2 separate regions of the Mus musculus genome follow, and region 1 is linked to region 2. Evidence: chromatin loops called from intact Hi-C (ENCODE). Cell type or tissue: left cerebral cortex. All regions are shown on one strand.

Region 1 (2,500 bases), 300 kb after region 2:
GCATTTTGAGGCCAGGCTGGGCACAAAGTGAGACTTTGTTTTAAAAACAAACAAACAAGCAAACAGACAGATGACCCCTGTTTTGTGGTTAGTTGGTGGGGCTGCTAAGCAAGAGACTGAAGGACTATAATGTACCCAGGGTTCATTCCCCAGCACCAAAAAGAAAGATAAGAAACATGGGAGGAAGGACAAGTTTAGGGAGGGGAGGGAATGATATATTCTATTTTGAAACATCAAGTTTGGGGCTTATCAGTTTCCCAGCCTCTCCAACTCATTTTTCCTAGTCCCTCTGTGCCATCCTCCCCACACCAAGACAGCCATTATTCTCCACCTATTCAATTTTTATGTTTAGTTATTTATTTTGTGTGTGTAGGTCAGGGGAGTGGGGGGACGTACATGCCACAGTGCAGATAAATAACTTGAGGGAGCTGTGTTCTAAGGATCAAGGACTAAGGTAATCGCAGCACTCAAGAGTATGGGTGCTTTGTTTGCACGTATGTCTCTGCATCATGTGCATGCCTGGTGTCCAGGGACAAAAAGTATCATGGGACTGGAATTACTTAATCACTCATTGGATGCTGGGAACTGATTTTGTATCCCCTGAAAGAGTAGCCAGTGCTCTTAACTACTTAGCTATCCCTCTAGCCCTAGTCTCCCCCTCCTCCCCTCCCCTCCTTTTTTGAGCTGCAAACTAAAAACCCCACTTGCTGGGGCCCCACTTCAGTTGATAAACCTAGGGGCCCCTATTTCACTCTCCTTCTTCTTTCAATCAGCATCCTACCTTCTCTGCTTCCACAAAACTGGGAGGTGGGGAGAGATGTGAGAAAGACAACCAATCATGGGACCATCAAAGACTGGCTTGAGTCTGAGGCTTTATTATTATTTTTTCTTGCCTATTGCCTAGTAGCGCTAGATGGCATGAGGGCACAGGGTGAAGGGATGTGTCACTCACAGTTCTTCAGACTACTCAGGCTGGATTCTGAGGTTGTAGGGGCACCCTGCAGGGCACCAAGTGCCTTAAGCCACAGGCCATCTGGGGCCTATGAGAGAGTATTGTAGCAGATCTGCAGATGGCACAGCCTCGGTGGCCTTGGATATGGGTCTCAAAGGATCCTTAAAAAGACTCAGGCCTGCTTGTTGGATTTGCAGATTAGGAAACTGAGGTTCAGAGAGGACAATGATTGACCAAGAATCAGTATATGAGACCCATCCCTCCTTCCTCTGCCTGTCTTGTTGTGGATTCCCAATGAGTCACAAAAGTCTGGGTTCCTTCCTTCCTTCGTCTGGGTTTAGACCCCTTCACTAGAATTGAAACACATTATCGAACGGGAGACTCCTTTTATGCATCCTTAGCGCCGCCTAGTGGAGTTTTAGCGAATCCTCAACAGCTTCAGCTGTAGTCTCAGAAATGATTTCCTTCTAGCCAAGTTTACAGGAGCTAGACAGGGCCTGGGAGTTTTTGCTGGCTTTACACAGCCTCTTCCCAATCTCATTTCCCGATATCCTTCCTTAGGTGTCAGACTTCCTCACCATAAGTCGCATCTTCCGAGCAAATCACTACCCAAACAGCAAGCAAAGACAGTCTGAGTCCTTGGCGAGAGGGCAGAACAAATCCAGACTTTATTGTCAAGGAGAGAGAAAGAGGGAGGGGGTTTGCTACATTGTCAAGCAGAAAGAGTCCATGGGGAGGGGAGGGCCAGTGGGGGCCAGTCCCCATCCCGGGTCGGCGGCTGGAAGGGCTGACCACACGGAAACCACAGAAGGGACGGGTTGGGGGTCACGCCCCCGCCCGAGTTGTGCAGTGGAGGTGTCACGGGAGGGGGCAGCCATGAGGTCTAGGAACTGGAATGGGGAGGCTACAGACGGCAAATCCTGCGGAAAGGGACGGGCCGGGGGCGGGGGCGAGGCTTCTATTGCTTTTTGCTCACAGTTTTGCGGAAGGCGAGGCGGGGGTGGGCTTGGACTGGACACCCCTTGCCCCCCTTGGTACCCCTTGGGCGATGGGTGCTGGTGAAAAGAATGGAACCCGGACCGGGGAGGAAGAAGGCGAGGGAAGGGTCTATGAGGGCATCTCCTTGGTCCCACCCAAGTGCCTGAGATGCCCCCAAGTGCTGCCCCCTGCGATGGGCCCGACTGGACCCGGGGCTGGGGCATGGTGCGGGGCGGGCACAGTGAGGTTGCAGGCGGTAAAACCAAAGTGCTTACGAGGGACCCAGGATCCCGCCTGTTCCCCTCCTCCTGCGGGAGGATGGGGTTGTTCACGGAAGCGCTTTAGTTTGGGGTAGGGGAGCCGGAGTCCCAGAGTCCGCTTATTGCCAAGAAAATCCATGTTCTCCCCCCGGGCCCCGACCATGGCTTGTGAACCCCGTTTTGTGCTAGGTTTGGAGGGGAAGGGTTGGATGGACATGGCTTTTGGGAGGGGGTGTCTCCGAGGGGGCTCGGGGGTGAGACGGCCCCCCTCTTTTCTAGGGGAGAGGGAAGGGCAGGGGGCGGGGTTCCC
Region 2 (2,500 bases):
CCTGGCTGAGGCTCCCTGGCAATCCAAGGACCTCAGGAGTCCGTCCGCAGAGACTGAGCGATCCAAGGACGACTGGAAAGAGAAAGACTGGAAACTGAGTTCTGGCCTGTTCTGAGACTCCTGACCCGCCAGACAAAAGTCCTTCTTCCTTACAGCCCAGCCTATCTGGTTCCTGCCTCTTCTCTCCTCAAACCTGGCGCATGAGGGGCACAGTAGGACCCTAACCCTTTTTCAGATCCAGCCTTCTTTCCCCAAGGCTCAGCATAGAAACCTGAGTGGGCCTAGGGGAAGAAGTGTGGGTGGGAGGTCTCCCGGAGGGGGAAAAATCGGTCTGAGTTTTCCAGACTCTCCAGGTCCCTGCCACCGCCCCCCTCCTCCAGATCCTCGGCCAGCGGGGGTTGGGGGGAGAGTTCTGGCAGAGACTGAGAGTTCCTCAGTTCCTGAGGAAATGTGGGCAGTAAAGAGTAGGGTCTGGGACTAAGAAAGGGGATAGGACCCAAAGGTTGAAGAAACCCTGGCCAAAGACTGTGTCTGGGTTGCCCGACTCCCTGCCTGCCCACCCACCTCCCCATGAGCCTTCTATCTTGAAACCTGGGCTAAGAGCTTACCTCTAAAAGAACAAAAGCAGACTTTTATCTCTGCCTTGCTCATAATATTTGTGGAGGTTTCAATCTTGCCCCTCTATGCTCTTGGGGGTCATCTGAAATATCTGGCATTCTCATGGTACCACATGAAGACCACACAGAGCTGTAGAAGGGCCCTCCAGTTCATTGTGTCTAGTTACATGCATAGGAATGTTGCCTCTTGCAACATGTTAGGGTTCCTAACATTGTGAAGTCTACCCAAGTTCACCTGGCCCCTCACCTCCAGTCACATCCCAGAGAGTACCTAGGACTCTCAGCCTCAGGACCTGTCTGCTGCTTCTGCTCATTCAGGAACCCTCTCTCCTCTTGGGTATCCTGCCTACCTCCCAGAGGTTAATTTTTCCAAGCATACAAGACAAGCTTCTCTTTATCAAAACTGAGTTCAATCCTCCCAAGCAAGAGACCTTGACCTTTAGTTTAGGTAACCCAAGATATGTCCTCCTGGCTCTCCACGCTGGGCTTTAGCTACCCCAACTCTCTTTCTCAGTCATCATTGAAGTTTGGAAGGCTCTGGAGGTAGGGAACTGGCACTATTCGTTTCAAAAACCACCGGTGTAATTCATAAATAAGGCCTCATCCTTTCTCAATTTTAAGCAGAATTTTAAAGACAAGCTCAATGGGTTAGTTTGTCCAACAAGCAACAACTTCTCCACAAACTGACTGCTAGAAGGCCAAGCGATGCTACAAGATGAAATTCCTCCGAGTCGGCACCAGGTGTCGCTGTGAGCTCGTTGTCCCGACTACCCCCCAATTCCAAGAACCATTTTTTTTTCCTCCCCCTTGCTTCTCTTTCTCTTTCATCCCCCCCCCCCCAACCCCCGGGCTTTGCCAACATATCAAGATGCGTTTCGCCGGCTTCCATCACTAACCTCCCGGAGGTCATCAAGCCAAATTTATGAGTGGCCGCTCCAGTCACGTGACTCTATTTAAGGCTCCCTTATTTGGGAAGAGCGCATAGGATAAAGAAAGAGATATCTCCACCTATAAATTGTGCACTTTGGAGAACAAAAACCCCCTCAACTTCAAAGAGTCACAAATCACCCTTAATCAAAAAGGGTGCAGAAATTTTTTTTGGGCCCTCCCCGCCATGAGCTCCTACGTAGCCAATTCATTCTATAAGCAGAGCCCCAATATCCCTGCCTATAACATGCAAACTTGTGGGAACTATGGATCGGCCTCAGAGGTGCAGGCATCCAGGTACTGCTACGGCGGATTGGACTTAAGCATCACTTTCCCACCGCCTGCGCCTTCCAACTCTCTCCACGGGGTAGACATGGCTGCCAACCCCCGGGCTCACCCCGACCGCCCCGCCTGCAGCGCCGCGGCCGCTCCGGGACACGCTCTGGGCAGAGACGAAGCGGCTCCTCTGAACCCTGGGATGTACAGTCAGAAGGCGGCTCGCCCGGCGCTGGAGGAGCGAGCTAAGAGCAGTGGGGAGATCAAAGAGGAGCAGGCGCAGACAGGGCAGCCTGCCGGACTGAGCCAGCCACCGGCCCCGCCACAGATTTACCCGTGGATGACCAAACTGCACATGAGCCACGGTAAACTTTAGGACTTCATTTTGCGCGCTCGGGTCCGCCTGGGTTTTATAGGCCATGCGGGGCAAATAAAGAAAAAAAACCTGCGGCCATAAATTTTACGATCCAGGCATCAATGGCTCGTAAAACTGTCCACTAAAAGGCTTAGAGGCTGTGTGCGCCCAAATTTACGACGACATAATTGGATCATAGGAACAAAACGTGTATAAAAGGCAATATTCAATTTTGGGGGGAGAGGGAGGGAGTTAAAAAAATAGAGGGATCTGAAGGGTGAGGAGCATGGGGCTCCAGAGTGGGGATCCCCCCGCGGCTCCCTCC

Evidence for each region. Hi-C counts contacts between places; a loop is a spot of excess contacts. Peaks named below come from ENCODE experiments on the same cell type or tissue, not always from the same donor. Only the 100,000 strongest peaks of a DNase experiment are listed, where the experiment ranks them.
Region 1: a loop joins it to region 2, with 2.1 times the contacts of the local background. A loop is called at or near these places in 2 of 42 quality-filtered maps.

Annotation. Positions count from the first base shown.
Region 1 is chr15:103,312,299-103,314,798 of GRCm38, forward strand. Zfp385a (zinc finger protein 385A) reads right to left here. Exons shown (of 8, transcript NM_013866.2): 8 at 1,597-2,500. Among named protein-coding and RNA genes, the nearest start is that of Gpr84, 3.1 kb to the left of the region's middle. In left cerebral cortex, a CTCF peak has its summit at 1,366 (motif pointing left); a DNase peak (open chromatin) is centred at 1,370.
Region 2 is chr15:103,012,351-103,014,850 of GRCm38, forward strand. Hoxc5 (homeobox C5) reads left to right here and starts at 1,658. Exons shown (of 2, transcript NM_175730.5): 1 at 1,658-2,185. The coding sequence starts at 1,732. In left cerebral cortex, a CTCF peak has its summit at 1,340 (motif pointing right); a DNase peak (open chromatin) is centred at 1,365.